Regions from separate parts of the Homo sapiens genome. Here region 1 is linked to region 2. The links are chromatin contacts, found by Hi-C or POLR2A ChIA-PET in ENCODE. All regions are on one chromosome and are shown on one strand. The core of a region is the stretch at or near the end of the contact, and the rest is flanking DNA. Distances in the headings are between cores, read along the strand shown. Region 1 holds the start of RRN3 (RNA polymerase I transcription factor RRN3). Region 2 holds the start of PDXDC1 (pyridoxal dependent decarboxylase domain containing 1).

What was found. A loop is a pair of places that touch in the nucleus more often than their neighbours do. ChIA-PET counts read pairs that join two places held with the same protein, here RNA polymerase II (POLR2A). Pooled maps may share reads with other maps.
Region 1: a pooled map shows a loop between it and region 2 (5-fold over the local background). The contact joins the promoter of RRN3 here to the promoter of PDXDC1 in region 2. A Hi-C loop is called at or near these places in 1 of 37 single-sample maps with no recorded cell type and 5 of 50 pooled maps. POLR2A ChIA-PET finds 5 or more read pairs at or near these places in 2 of 52 experiments (PC-9 and T-cell).

Annotation. Positions count from the first base shown.
Region 1 is chr16:15,092,519-15,100,412 of GRCh38, forward strand. It overlaps RRN3 (RNA polymerase I transcription factor RRN3), which reads right to left and starts at 1,754. Exons shown (of 18, transcript NM_018427.5): 1 at 1,627-1,754; 2 at 1-96. The coding sequence starts at 1,715. LOC100505915 (a long non-coding RNA gene) reads left to right here and starts at 1,893. Exons shown (of 4, transcript NR_125434.1): 1 at 1,893-2,293. It also overlaps a transcript of PDXDC1 not described here. RefSeq lists an enhancer at 1,734-2,028.
Region 2 is chr16:14,970,628-14,978,393 of GRCh38, forward strand. PDXDC1 (pyridoxal dependent decarboxylase domain containing 1) reads left to right here and starts at 4,399. Exons shown (of 23, transcript NM_015027.4): 1 at 4,399-4,593. The coding sequence starts at 4,573. RefSeq lists a silencer at 3,265-3,559 and an enhancer at 3,717-4,480.

The DNA of each region.
Region 1 (7,894 bases), core at 504-3,003, 120 kb after region 2:
TTCAGCAAGACTTCTGTCACAGTTCCACCAAACCGAACAGTTTTTCTTGGGGGAGAATTGAAAAAGTCATTCTCTAATGCACGCATATTTGAAATCCTGTGGAACCAAGATTAACAAGCTATTAAGTTCATGAAAATAATAAAAATTATAATAGCCAACATTTATTGAACCAACATAATTCAGTGGAACTATTGTTAAGGCCTCTTTACTGGTCTCCCTGCTTCCACTCTTAACCAACAATCCTTCCTTTGCTCAGCAACCAATAACTGTCTTCCCACTGCACTTACAGTAAAAATCCAAATCTCTCAGTGTGGTCTTTAAGATCCTACATTAATCTGGCCCCTGCCTACCTCTCTCACCTCATCTCCAACAACTTGTTTTACTACAGCCATAACGTCTTTTCTGCTCTTCAAACAAGCCAAGCTGTTTTTCATTTCACTTACTGTTCACTCTATTGGAAATACTCTTTTCCCAAATCTCTACGTGGCTGGATTTTTTTTTTTGAGATGGAGTCTTGCTCTGCTGCCCAGGCTGGAGTGCAGTGGTGTGATCTTGGCTTAACTGCAACCTCCATCTCCCGGGTTCAAGCAATTATCCTGCCTCAGCCTCCTGAGTAGCTGGGATTACAGGCACCTGCCACCATGCCCGGCTGATTTTTGTATTTTCAGTAGAGACGAGGTTTCGCACGTTGGCCAGGCTGGTCTCCAACTCCTGACTTCAGATGATCCGCCCGCCTCGGCCTCCCAAAGTGCTGGGATTACAGGCGTGAGCAACCGCGCCCGGCCTAGATTTTTGTCTTCATTCAAGTGGAAGCTCAAATGACAGATGTCTTCCCAATGAGAAATCTCAAAAGCTCCTTCTCTCCCTTCTCCCTCCCCCATTACCTTGTTGTATAACTGAAATCATCGTGTTCGTTTATTTATTGGCCTATGTACTGCCTTTCCCCCCTATGCTGTAAGCTCTGTAGAAAGCAGGGACATTAGTGTCTTTGGATAAACCACTGTCCCCAGTGTTTAACACAGTAAGCAGGAGCTCGATAATTATTATGAATCATATTACGCTAATTGTTTTACAAGGTTTGCTTCACTTACACGTAGTAAATTAATGAAAAAACATAGCATCCTAATGACTCTGAAAGTTAAACGCCAAGAGTGCTACGGGGGTTAGGGATTTTAAAAGTGGAGCAAAATAAAGACTGCGAAACAAATACGTGTGTCGAAACAAATTCCAAACAAAAAAGATGTAATATTCAATTTGCCATGAGTGACGACGTTCGGCTGATAACCCACATAGCCCAGGGAAATCCCTTCCAAATTTGGACGAAGAAGAGGGAAGGAAGAGGGGTCAAGGCGCAGAAGGCAGTACCCAGGCCTGGGAAATCACGAAGAGACACAGTCGGGAAAGGGGGCCTCCAGAACAGAGAACATAGTCACTTTTCCAGGCCCCACCCATGTCTATTACCCAGTTAGGAGGAATGAGCTCATTTCTGTGAACGTGAGATGACCCTCCACCCCGTGCTCCTATCACACGCCATGAGCTTTGTCCCACATCCTTTCAATCCGCTCCTCTAAGCGCCGTCCTGAGCTTTCGTCCCAGATACGCAGAAGGAAGCGGCCTGAATCTTACCCAGTCCTCGACGCGCCCAGCTTCTTAACTGCAGAGGACGAAGCGGCCGCATCTCCCGGCAAACGCGTGTGAAGCAGCGGTGCCGCCATTGGGCCGAACTAACGCGACCGCTGCGCCTCAGGCCGGATGCCCAGCTCCTTCCAGCCACAGCCTCTGTCCCGGAAGTTGCGCGTGCCAGCGCAACCTTCAGCCAATCAGCGGCCCCGCGTGGGGAGGGCGTATGCTCTCGGCGGGCTAGAGCGCCGCTGAAACCCGCTCCTCGTTCTACTTGGAGGACTTGTTCCAGCCAGCGCTAGTGCGTGAGTATAAGGAGAGACGGGAAGGACCGGCTCCATCCAGCCCTGAGGATCCCGAAGAAAGGGTGGAAACACCCTGGATGTGCTAAGCTGTGGCCGGGTACACTCAAGTGTTAATTTTTTGGAGTCAAAGCCTCCCTCAGTCAAATCGAAGAAACTGAAGCACTTGTGACTGACCCAGATCTTCACGGAGGAAAGGGGATTCGAACCCGGCTGACCCAGGAGCCTGGGCTCTATACTCAGTGCAGCAGTCTCACAGACACCCAAGATAACGTTATCCTCACGGAAACGAGCTCGACGAAGTGACCTACCTCAGAGCCTCAAGGCTATGGTGATGCTGGCATGAGAAACAACAGGAGAGTTACGAAGAGGTGTTACCCCCTTGACTTTATTTATTTATTTATTTATTTTCTTTTGAGGCCGAGTCTTGCCCTTTTGCCCAGGTGGAGTGCAGTGGTGTGATCTCAGCTCACTGCAACCTCCGCCTCCCCAGTTCCAGCAATTCTCGTGCCTCAGCCTCCCAAGTAGCTGGGATTACAGGCGCATGCCACCACACCCGGCTAATTTTCGTATTTTTAGTGGAGACGGGGTTGCACTGTGTTGGCCAGGCTGGTCTCGAACTCATGACCTCAGGTCATCCGCCCGCCTCGGCCTCCCAAAGTGCTGGGATTACAAGCATGAGCCACCACGCCCGGCCAAACTTAAATTTTTAAAAGAGGAACAGGAGTCAGCCAGACCAACAAAAGAGCCACTGGCGTTCCAAGCATAGGAAACGGAGGAAACAGAGGCCAAAACCTCGGGACTGTGGAGGATGTAGAGGGAGAGCAGGGGCTGCCCCTACTCTCAGGGAGGGGAAAAGGTTGCAACTTTGGAAACTGTACAGGCCTATCAAAAATACAAAAATATCCAGCCTGGGTGACACGGTGAAACTCCATCTCTACAAAAAATTTAAAAAATAAAAATAATAAAAATTATCTGGGTGTGGTGGCACACACCTGTAGTCCCAGCTACTCGGGAGGCTGAGGATTGCTTGAGCCTGGGAGATAGCACCACTGCACTCCTGCTTGGGCAACAGAGTGAGACCCTGTCTCGAAATAAATAAATAAGTTTTTAAAAATGCATATGTATGGGCCCGGCGCAGTGGCTCACGCCTGTTATCCCAACACTTTGGGAGGCCGAGGCAAGTGGATCACCTGAGGCCAGAAGTTTGAGACCAGCCTGGCCAACATGACAAAACCCTGTCTCTACTAAAAATACAAAATTAGCCAGGCATGGTGGCAGTGCCTGTAATCCCAGCTACTTGGGAGGCCGAGGCAGGAGAATAGTTTGAACCCAGGAGGCAGAGGTTGCAGTGAGCCAAGATCGTGCCATTGCACTCCAGCCTGGGTGACGAGTGAAACTGTGTCTCAAAAAAAAAAAAGGTGTGTGTGTGTGTGTGTGTGTGTGTGTGTGTTTATATGTATCTCTCTCCAGGAGTTCAAGACCAGCCTGGGCAACATATGGTGGTGCATACCTGTAGTCCCAGCTACTTGAAAACTGAGGACGGAGGATCACTTGAGCCCTGGAGGTCAAGGCTGCAGTGAGCTGTGATTGTACCCCTGCACTCCAGCCTGGACAACACAGCAAGACCCTATTTCACAACATAAAATACAGCAATTTGGTTTTTTTGTTTTTTGTTTTTTTTTTGAGACAGAGTCTCGCTCTGTCACCCAGGCTGGAGTACAGTGTCATGATCTTGGCTCACTGCATCCTCTGCTTCCCAGGTTCAAGCGATTCTTGTGCCTCAGCCTCCCCAGTAGCTAGGATTACAGGCATGCGCCACCATGCCCAGCTAATTTTTGTATTTTTAGTAGAGACAGGGTTTCACCATGTTGGCCAGGCTGGTCTCAAACTCTTGACCTCAAGTGATCCGCCCGCCTTGGCATCCCAAAGTGCTGGGATTACAGGCATGAGCCACCACGCCCCGCCAGCAGTTTGTTAAACATAAACCATAGCTCTGTTTTGCAACAGTGTAAAATCAGTAACTGTCTTTCCTGAGTCTCTATTTGGTCCTTACTGAGTTCCTTGGGAATGTTGGACAGGAATCATCTGTGTCTCAAGGACAGAGGAAATAATTGCACCGTAGCTCACAAAGATACTTCAAGATAACTGTTTAAATGAGAATCTCTTCTTCACTTCCAAGGGAAAGCAAAGCAAAAACAAAAAGCAACAATAGCAAAACAGCAATCTGACAATTATCTGTTTTGTTTTGTTTTGGTTTGAGACAGGATCTCATTGTCTAGCCCAAGTTAGAGCGCAATGGCGCGATCATGGCTCGTTGCAGCCTCGGGCTCCTACAGCTTATGCAATCCTCTCACCTCAGCCGCCCGAACCCACACCACCAAGCCCAGCTAATTTTTTGTATTTTTGGTAAATACGAGGTCTCACTTTGTTGCCCAGGCTGGTCTTGAACCCCCGGCCCAAGTGATCCTCCCACCTTGGCCTCCCAAAGTGTGTCTCCCCACCTACACTCCCATTCTTTCCCTTAAAAAAAGTCTGAGTCTGGGTGCAGTGACTCACACCTGTAATGCCAGAGCTTTGGGAGGCTGAGGCAGGAGGATAACTTGAAGCCAGGAGTTTGAGACCAGCCCAGGCAACACAGCCAGACTCCGTCTCTACAAATAACACTTTTAAAAAACTTACCCAGGCATGGTGGCACGTGCCTGTAGTTCCAATTATTTGGGAGACAGAGGTGGGAGAATCACTTGAACCCAGGAGTTGGAAGCTGCAGTGAGCTATGACTACACCACGACACTCTCTGGCCTGGGTGACAAAGCAAAATCTCATCTCTTAAAAAAAAAAAGGGAAAAAAAGCTTGATATGTACAAAATAATATGTTAATGTAAGTTATAAGAACATAATGGGCCAGACACAGCGGCTCCTGCCTGTAATCCCAGCACTTTGGGAGGCCGAGGCAGGCGGATCACGAGGTCAGGAGATCGAGACCATCCTGGCTAATGCGGTGAAACCCCGTCTCTACTAAAAATACAAAAAAAAAAAAAAAAAAAAAAAATGTGCCGGGCGTGGTGGCAGGCACTTGTAATCCCAGCTACTTGGGAAGCTGAGGCAGGAGAATGGCATGAACCCGAGAGGTGGAGCTTGCAGTGAGCCGAGATCGCGCCACTGCACCCCAGCCTGGGTGACAGAGTGAGACTCCGTCTCCAAAAAAAAAAAAAAGAACATAATGAACACCTGTGAACATATCGCCCAATTTAAGAAGCCGAACATTAACTAGGACAATTGACACTTACTCTGTGCTGCTCTCGGATCCCACCTTCTACCTGCTTTCCTCCCAAAAATAGTCACCATCATGATTTTTAAAAGTCATTTTAGTTTTCTTTGAATAATTATCATATTTATACTCCTAAACAATGCACTATATTTACTTTTATTTGTCTTTGCATTTTATAAAGTTATCTCCATGCTGTATTATACTGCTGTTTGTTTTCAACATTATGCTTTTTTTTTTTTTTTTTTTTTGAGACGGAGTCTCCCTCTGTTGCCCAGGCTGGAGTGCAGTGGCATGATCTCCCGCCGTCCTCCCACCTCGGCCTCCCAAAATGCTGAGATTATAGGCATGAGCCACCGCGACCAGCCTGAATATTCTTGTATCATGTCCTGATGTATGTGTACAAGTGTTTTTCTAGGGTGGAACTGTTGGGTTGGAGGGGGCACCAAAAGCTTTTAGGAAAGGAGAAAGGAACAAATTGGATATCTATGATTTTTTTTTTTTTTTTTTGAGACAGAGTCTCACTCTGTTGCCCAGGCTGGGGTACAGTGGCACAAGCTCAGCTCACTGCAACCTCTGCCTCCCGGGTTCAAGCGATTCTCCTGCCTCAGCCTCCTGAGTAGCTGGGACTACATGTGCCCGCCACCACACCTGGCTAATTTTTGTATTTTTAGTAGAGATGGGGTTTCTCCATGTTGCCCAGGCTGGTCTCAAATGCCTGACCTCAGGTGATCTGCCTACCTTGACCTCCTAAAATGCTGGGATTACAGGTGTGAGCCATCGTGTCTGGCTACTATTAGTTTTTCTATTTAGAAATTGTTCATCTGGATCCTCCCTACCTTTCAGCCATTTGCAATACATTTGTTGAGCATAAAGAGTGACCTTCTTGGCCGGGCATGGTGGCTCACGCCTGTAATCCCAGCACTTTTGGAGGCCAAGGTGGGTGGATCACCTGAGGTCGGGAGTTCGAGACCAGCCTGACCAACATGGAAAAACCCTGTCTCTACTAAAAATACAAAATTAGCCTGGCATGGTGGCACATGCCTGTAATCCCAGCTACTTGGGAGGCTGAGGCAGGAGAATCACTTGAACCTGGGAGGCAGAGGTTGCAGTGAGCCGAGATCACTGCCATTGCACTCCAGCCTAGGCATCAAAACTCCCTCTCAAAAAAAAAGAGCAACTTTCTTGTCCACAGCAAAGAATCACTGGAAGCCATTTGATGCAATATGACCTCATCTCTCTAGCCAGTGTCGATTGGGTTACAGGAGGGCACCAAGAAGCTTTTTGAAGGCTGTGCCAATGTACACTTCCAGCAATATCTTCTTAAGCTTGAGTGCAGCTCCTTATTTTCCCAAAGCACAGCTAAGACTAAGGCTGCCAAGTTTTTAAAAAGATTTAAAGGAAACTCTGAGCATTATACAAGAAAAATACTGGCCGGGCCCTGTGGCTCATGCCTGTAATCCCTGTACTTTGGGAGGCTGAGGCAGGTGGCTCACTTGAGATCAGGAGTTCAAGACCAGCTGGGCCAACATGGTGAAACCCCATCTCTACTAAAAATACGAATTAGCAGGTGTGGTGGCAGGTGCCTGTAATCCCAGCTACTTGAGAGGCTGAGGCTGGAGAATTGCTTGAACCCAGGAGGCAGAGGTTGCAGTGAGCCAAGATCGCAACACTGCACTCCAGCCTGGGCAACAGAGCAAGACTTGGTCTCAAAAAAAAAAAAAAAAAAAAAAAAAGGAGAAAAAGAAAACCTTAAAACTAAATGCATAATTTCTGTTGTAATTCTTTGACCATGTCCGTTCTTTGTGGAGCCTCTATTCAGTCAAATTGTCCTGTGGGCCAACTCATCTTGGCAGGATAAAAGCCTCCTTATCCAGTCTTGCCTTCCCCAGAGAAAATAAAGGGGGTGGGGGAGGGATAAAGAAAATTAAGACCCTCCCCCTCCAAAAAGAGAAACAACAAAAAGCATGCAAGGATTAACATGCTATCTGCAAAGTCACCACCCTGCCCACAGTGTGGCCTTTCACTTCACTGAGTAATATATTGTTTGTAATACAACAATGTAATCAGCTTCTTCATTCCAGAACAAAATTTTGCTTTACTATCATCATATACCCAGAAGACCCATTAAACTGTTATTTCAAAACAGCAGCCTTTCCTTAGAGATAAATTTTACAGCTACCCCTAGAGTAGTTCTGTTGGCCAAAGCCTCTTAGCTTGCTAGTGAAAGAAACAAAGTCAAGCCAGCTTAAGCAGAAAAGGAGAATTTGTTCTGAGGATACAAATATATAGTAAGGTACCAAAAAAGAATTTATCATTGGCCAATTTGGATAAGGTGCCCTCCTGTAACCCTCCTGTAATCTAATCAACACTGTTAGAGAGATGAGGTGACAGTATACCAAATGGCTTTTGATGAATCTTTGCTGTGAACTAGAAGGGATTAAGTTATGCTCAACTAATGGTTTGCAAATGGCTGAATGGTAGGGCGGATCCACACGAAAAATTTCTAAATAACAAAACCAATAGCATGTATCTCATTTGTCCTTTTTCCTTTCCAAAGAGTCAACAATTATTGTATGAGTCAATTATCTTTATAAAAACTACATTCATTAACACAAATGCAAGATCTCAACTATATATCTTTAGTTATATACATGTATACACATATATGTGTATGTATACATACATTATCCTCAAAGACAAC
Region 2 (7,766 bases), core at 3,149-5,648:
CTGAGGCAGGAAAATCGCTTGAACCTGGGAGGTGGAGGTTGCAGTGAGTCAGCGAGACTCTGTCTCAAAAAAAAAAAAAAAAAAAAAAAGGCTTGCCAGCTGAGTGCTGAGGAAATCCAACAATGAAACATTGGGTGGAGGAGGAGGAAACTCCAAAAGACATTGAGAAGGAACAGGCAGAAAGGGAAGGTGACGATCCGGAGAATTTGATATTGTGGGAAGCATGGAAAGTCAGTTTCAAGAAGAAAGTGATCATCTGGTTCTAGGGCTGCTGAGAGGTCAGGTGTGATGGACTGAGATGGTTTTAGTGACACTGGTTTGGGTGGAGGGAACAAGGCCGAAGCTAGATTCAGATGAGTTGGTGGTGCTTGTGTGATGAGAAAATTGAGACCATTAGGTGTAACCAGAAGGGGATGTGGATGAAGATAAGGAGTTTTTATTTGCTTGTTTTTTGAGCATAAGAATGTTTAACAAACACTAAAAGGCAAGCATAACCAGAATTTTACAGATGAGGAAACTAATATACCAAGAGGTTAAGTAACTTGCCCAAGTAGTTTTCACTTATACAGCTTAAAAAAAAAAAAAAAAAAGAATCCAGTTCTACTTGTAGCCACAGTCTGAACTCTAACCAATGGGCTATACCATCGACAAGGGAAAAAACTGGCCCAGACATAATCCAATTTTTGTACCTTTGAGTTAAAAGTCTACAGTTGAGGCTGGGCCTGGTGTCTCACGCCTGTAATCCCAGCACTTTGGGAGGCCGAGGTGGGTGGACCACCTGAGATCAGGAGTTGGAGACTAGCCTGTCCAACTAGTGAAACCCCGTCTCTACTAAAAATACAAAAATTAGCCAGGCTTGGTGGCACGCACCTGTAATCCCAGCTACTCAGGAGGCTGAGGCAGGAGAATTGCTTGAACCCGGGAGGCGGAGCTTGCAGTGAGCAGAGATGGTGCCACTGCACTCCAGCCTGGCGACAGAACGAGACTCCATCTCAAAAAAAAGGAAAAAAGAGAAGTGTTTGAGGCCAGGCTCGGTGGCTCAGGCCTGTAATCCAAACACTTTGGGAGGCCGAGGCAGGAGGATCACTTGAGGTTGGGAGTTTGAGACCAGCCTGGCCAACATGGTAAGACCCTGTCTCTACTAAAAATACAGTGTGTGCGATGGCGCACGCCTCCAGTCGAAGCTACTCCGGGAGGCTGAGGCAGCAGAATCACTTGAACCGGGGAGGCAGAGGTTGCAGTGAGCCAAGACTGCGCCGTTACACTTCAGCCTGGACAACAGAGTGAGACTCGTCTGGAAAAAGAAAAAGAAAGAAAAAGACAGGTCTGTTAGCAGCACATAAAGCCATATGTCAGTAGAGATTAAACCTCCCCACAACTGATGGCTTCATGCTCCAAACTGTACAATATTCTGCTTATCTCTCTTCACTAGTCCATAGAATGTTGCATTATAATGTATCAGTTTTCCTATCTGTGCATCCACAAGCCAAATGGTTTCAACTTTTTTTTTTTTTTTTCGGGGATGGGGGAATCACAGACTTGAGTATATAATGAAGACAATGGATGTTTTCCCCAGAAAAATGCACTCACTCACACACAAAATGTTGAGTATAGTTTCAGAGACCTCCATCTGCATCCCAAAGTAAAAACTTCTACCCAAAATAGTGTTTTTCTTCAGGGCAGAGAGCTTGTCTTTGTTTTGTGTGTGTGTGTGTGTGTGTGTGTGTGTGTGTGTGTGTGTGTGTGTGTAGACGGAGTCTTGCTCTTGTCGTCCAGGCTGGAATGCAGTGGTGCAATCTTGGCTCACTGCAACCTCCGCCTCCCAGGTTGAAGCGATTCTGCTGCCTCAGCCTCCCGAGTAGCTGGGATTACAGGCGCACACCACCACACCCACTAATTTTTCTATTTTTAGTACAGACGAGGGTTTCACCATGTTGGCCACGCTGTTCTCCAACTCCTGACCTCAGGTGATCCGCCCACCTCGGCCTCTCAAAGTGCTGGGATTACAGGCATGAGCCACCGCGCCCAGCCTTTTTTAAATTTTTAAATTTTTTATTATATTTTGTTTTTGAGACAGAGTCTCGCTTTGTCGCCCAGGCTGGAGTGCAGTGGTGCGATCTCTGCTCACTGCAAGCTCCGCCTCCCGGGTTCACGCCATTCTCCTGCCTCAGCCTCCAGAATAGCTGGGACTACAGGCGCCCGCCACCATGCCCGGCTAATTTCTTTTTGTATTTTTGGTAGACACGGGGTTTCACCGTGTTAGCCAGGATGGTCTCGATCTCCTGACCTCGTGATCCGCCCGCCTCGGCCTCCCAAAGTGCTGGGATTACAGGCGTGAGCCACCGCGCCCGGCCCAGCCTCTTATTTGTATTTTTATTGTTTTTTGAGATGGAGTCTCGTCTTATTGCCCAGGCTGGAGCGCAGTGGCACAATCTCGGCTCACTGCAACCTCTGCCCCCGGGGTTCAAGTGATTCCCCTGCCTCAGCCTCCCAGGTAGCTGGGATTACAGGTGTTTGCCACCACGCCCAGCTAATTTTTTGTATTTTTAGTAGAGACGGAGTTTCACTCTGTTGGCCAGGCTGCTCTTGAACCAGCCTCTTATTCTTTTACATACTATTTCCAGCACAACTGTCCAAGATGGCAGTCAATAAATGTTTGGCTAAATATAATAAATAATACGGTTGATTATTTCCACTTTTTCATGTTGGGTTTTCAAAGTCTACTTTTAAAACAGTAAAGTTAACTTTTCTCTCTAGTATTTGTTTTGTAGAATCTATTATACTTTGTAATGTAATCCACAGAAACTTGGAGGTGACTTTAGTAAAATTTACTAGTTTTGAATGATACCCATGCTGAGGTGCTCAGAGGTGAAATGTACTAACATATATCGATGGATGGATATATGGATGCATATGTGATTAAAGCAAATATAGGGAAAATTAACTGTAGAATCTAGGTAGTGGGTATATGGTTGTTCACTGTACAACTGTTTAAACTTTTCTACGTTTGAAAAATTTCATAACACGTTGGAAAAGTGACTTGTTTTGCTCAAGCAGGGGTACATTCAATCTTCAATTCTTGAAAGACATAAATCTATCTTTCCTTCTGTTTGGAAAGCTCTTTAGAGAGTCAGAATAATCCCCACAGTACAGTCTAAACCAGCACACAAGGGTTTTTTGGTAGAAAATAATTTTATTAACATAACCAGGCAATTTACCAAATACAACGTAGATAGCTCAAAACATGGAGTTACTGCGCTGAAAATGTGACCCTGTTTACACAGATTTCGGGACGAAGAGTATAAAACAGGAGAGAAAAGGAGTAAGATTGTGGTTGTAGCGTCATCGCAGAGGTGAAGTGTTCCATTGATTGCCACTGTGGTAGTCTATATCAGTTTCCCACATTAAGGTGGGAGGAATCTACTAAGCAAATGTACGCCCTCCCCATTCGTTCGAAACACATTGCAGTAAAATTGCAAAAGTGGCCGGGCGTGGTAGCTCATGCCTGTAATCCCAGCACTTGGGGAAGCTGAGACGGGAAGATCGCCTGAGGCCAGGAGTTTGAAGCCAGCTTGGGTAACATAGTGAGACACCCCTACCTTCTCTATTAAAATGAGATTTTAATTTTTTTTCTCTTCAGTTCATCGGTTAACAAGATAAAAAAATTAATAAAAAATTAACTTTTTAAAACATTTAAAGTAAAGTAGGAGTGGAAGCAGTATGTGGACTCATGGGGCTTGGGTCTGAATCCTACCTAGATCGGCACTGCGAAATGGGGATAATGATCTCCTAGAGCTGCTGAAATAGGAAAATGGAAGAACAGCAGCTGATGTATTAATATTATCATTATTACTACTACCCATTACCTGACAAGTGATAATTGTGACATGAAAGAGGCTGGACCGGTTGTTACAACAATTTTTTCCGTCTAGAATTCGGCGGTAAGGTCTGAGACAACACCTCAGCTTAGATCAGTGCCTTCTCTGAACAGCGTTCACTAAGCAGCCCCCAACCCCAAAACCCCCAAGTCCCCGGGCGCCGAGGACGCTGCGAGTCCTGCGCATGCGCAAGGTTGCCCACTCGCTCACCGCCTCCTTGGCGAATGGCCTGTTCCATTCTCGAGGGATGCCGGCGGGAGGTGAGGCGGGAGACTTGGAAGCCTGGGCCCGGAAGTGAGGTGCGTCACTAGTATTTCCAGCCTTTCACTCCATGAATAGTACTTTGTGATTATTATACTTCTACCTTGATGATTGCAACAGGCTGCTGGAAAGAGTTTGGTGAACAATCCACCGGGCATCCTCCCCCCTTCACCTGCGCACGTTAGGGAGGGCCGGCGTGGCGCCCAGGTACGGAATCCCAGAGGGCTCCGCCCAGCGCTACGGGGCCCCGCCCCGCCGCCTCTCAACCATCAGGTTCGGCAGCCCGCGGCGCCGCCTGGCAGCTCCTCCTCTTCTCCGCCCCGCCGGCCGCGGGCGCGGGGGACGTCAGCGCTGCCAGCGTGGAAGGAGCTGCGGGGCGCGGGAGGAGGAAGTAGAGCCCGGGACCGCCAGGCCACCACCGGCCGCCTCAGCCATGGACGCGTCCCTGGAGAAGGTCCGTGCCGGGAGGGGGCGATGGGGACGGTGCTGCGGCCCGGGGCTCCCGCTTCCGAGGCAACTGTTTCCCAGTCGCGAGCTGCCATTGTGACCCGGACAGGGGGACGCGGGCTGACAGGCCCTGCCTGAGGAGGCCTCGCCGGGAGGGCGGCTGGGGCCCGGGCGCGTCACGGGGCCGGGTGTCTCTTGGGTCCCCGTGGGCCGAAGAGGCTGGGCGGGGTTCGGTGGGGGCCGCGACGGGCCCGGAGCCCAGGACTGGGACCGCGGGGCCGACCTTGGGCCCTGCCGAGGTTCCGCGAGTGGCCGGCCTGAGCTCGGCTGGCCCTTTCGGAGGACCGGGAGCTCTCCGTTGGCGGCCCCAGATGCTCCCGGAAAGAAGCCGCAGTTATTTCAGAGCCAGCTGCAAACCTGTAGGTTTTTCTTGGTCTCCGAGTTAGGAATGAAAATTGCCAAAGCAGTGGTTTTCCAACTTCAGCCTGAGTGGGAATCACCTGGGGCCTTTGGTAAAATGCGGAGGTTCAGTCCCGGGGTCAGAACCTCTGGGGGCGGGACCGGGAACTGCGTGTTTAACCGCCACCGCCCCGCTCCCACTCCGCCCCACGCAGGTGATTCTGATGCTGAGCCTGCGATCACCGGGCGAGAACCTCTGAGTTCCAGAAAGGGGTGGGTGTTGCGTAGATTGCGAATTGAGTTTTGGGGATCGCAGCTGCTCCACAACTTCCTGGCTCCCCCATTCCAGTGGCGAGGAGGGATCCCCGAGTCAACTCGAAATCCACTGGTAACAGAGCCTACCTCTGGTTTCCCCTTGGGGGAACGGCAGCGTGGTGTACCAGGCTGACTGCTCTACCATGTGAAACGGATTCTCATTGTCCCAGTGTTAGGGCTTGTAAATGGAAACCAGTTTGGGTTTCTTCACGGATTCCTGCTTTCGGTACCTGACATTCTGCCCTCCCTCAAAGCCCTTCTGTCTGTTCCAGCTTGGGAGTCTGCTTGTCCAATCCAGTGCATACCCGGTTTTTCATGCATGTGGCATTCAGGAGCAATGCTCGTGTTTTAAGACGGCTACATTTTAATTTTGAGCTGGTAGGAATAATATATTTTGTCTTTTTTCAAGGCAGCAGCTGCTGTAGATTTTGTTCACTTGTCACTGGAGAGTTGAAGGCAATAATTGTAAAGGTTGGGCCAGATGTCTTCATGTGCTCACAGTGGTATAGCCTACTCCTGGGTTGCTTAGCATAAATTGGGTGGAAGACAAGAAAAAGATAATATGGTTTTCTTGTGCCATCTCTGGGGTGAATGTTACGTGTTTTCCTGGCTGGGAATAAAGTCTTTCCGGTCGTCTGATTAGCAGGGTGTCTACCTTTTGGTACTTTGAGTTTGTCCAGATGAGTGGTTCTTAAAGCAGGGGGCAATTTATTTCCCCAGGAGACATTTGGCTATCTCTGGACATAGTTTTGATTGTCACAATGGGGGCAGGGAGGTGCTGCCGGTACCTAGTGGGTAGAGGCCAGGGACGCCTCTAAACATCCTACGTTGCACAGGACAGCCCCCCACGCTGGAGAATTCTCTGGCCCAAAATGTCAGCAGTGTTGAGGCTGAGAAATCCTGGTCAAGATCATGTTTATAACACCAGCAGTTGAGTACAAAACGATGCAAAGTGGTGTTATCAATTTCCTAAGAAGGTGGGTGGGCTTCATGTGATTGTAATTGGAATCCTGAAGAACTGGGGTGATCTTTCCTCCAGGAATAATTAGCCTTTATAGGAAAATCTGCAGGGTGGGTCAGAATCCTGCTTTAAATATTACTTTTCTGGCATTTGATCAGTAGGTTACAGTAGTTGCTCCCTAAGTGTTAATTGATGATAAAAGATCTTAAACTCTCTCAATGAGGATCGCAAGAGGGACTGAAATTCCAGTGTGTTTAATATTGGAGCATTCACAAAAATTGTAGTGATCTTTTAGGAATTCAGAACGTGTGGGCTGGAGGTTTCTGCCTTAGGTCAATGTGAAAATTCTGAGTGTAAGTTTTTCAGAACTATGGGACTTACTTTTTTTTTTTTTTTTTTTTTTTTTTTTGAGAGGGAGTCTCGGTCTCTTGCCCAGGCTGGAGTGCAGTGAGGCGATCTCGGATCCCTGCAACCTCCGCCTCCCGGATTCAAGTGATTCTCCTGCCTCAGCCTCCCGAGCAGCTGTGACTACAGGCGTGTGACACCACACCCGACTAATTTTTGTATTCCCAGTAGAGATGGGGTTTCACCACGTTGGTCAGGATGGTCTCAAACGCCTGACCTTGTGATCCTTCAGCCTCAGCCTCCCACGGTGCTGGGATTACAGGCGTAAGCCACTGCACCTGGCCGGGACTTAGATTTATATTCCCTGAAGTAATACAGGGCCTTAGATGGAATAAACGATTTATATTGGTGCTAATTGGGCAGAAAAGAAAAAGCATTGCTGTAATATGAATGTTGATGACTTTATGTTCTGAAAAATAGTCTGGGTCAAAGTGAAACATTTAATTGTGTTCATTATTCCTGTTTCTTTGAGGAATAGACTATCCTGCGTTAAATTCTACATTGTTAATATAAACTCAAGAGCTATGTGAGCAGTTGTAAATGATCCCATTTAAACTGATTGTTGCATAATTTATACTGATTACAGAAACCACAATGTTATTTGATGCTCACCCTCTAAAATTTAAAATAATATCTCTCACTTTAAAATGTATGTGAAAAAACAAAAACAAAATGTAGTATGCGATCATCATTTAGTAGAATCACTCAGTGATTTGGATTTGGTCCAAATATAGTTCTGTCCCTTGCTTTTTCTGTTATGTAAACGTGCAGACCTGTGATAACAGAGCCATTTTCTCGTCACGATTTGCTTTTCTTCCACAACAGTATCAGTTTTCTTGTATCTGAGATCAGTGATGTCCCAATAAATCAGATGGGTTAATTGAGGAGGCAAAGGAAATTCAAACTTAGGAGAGTAGGAGTAGGGGCTTTGCCCCTGCCCCCCACTGTATGTCCAAGGCATAAGGAACAAGGCCCTGTAGCAGAGTCTCACAGTGTGTACTTATGTTAATATTCAATAAGGAAAATGCCACAGGAAGTAATCACTATAATGATGAAGATTTTAAGTTATTAAACACACCTTCCAGTAAAAACCTGTTATA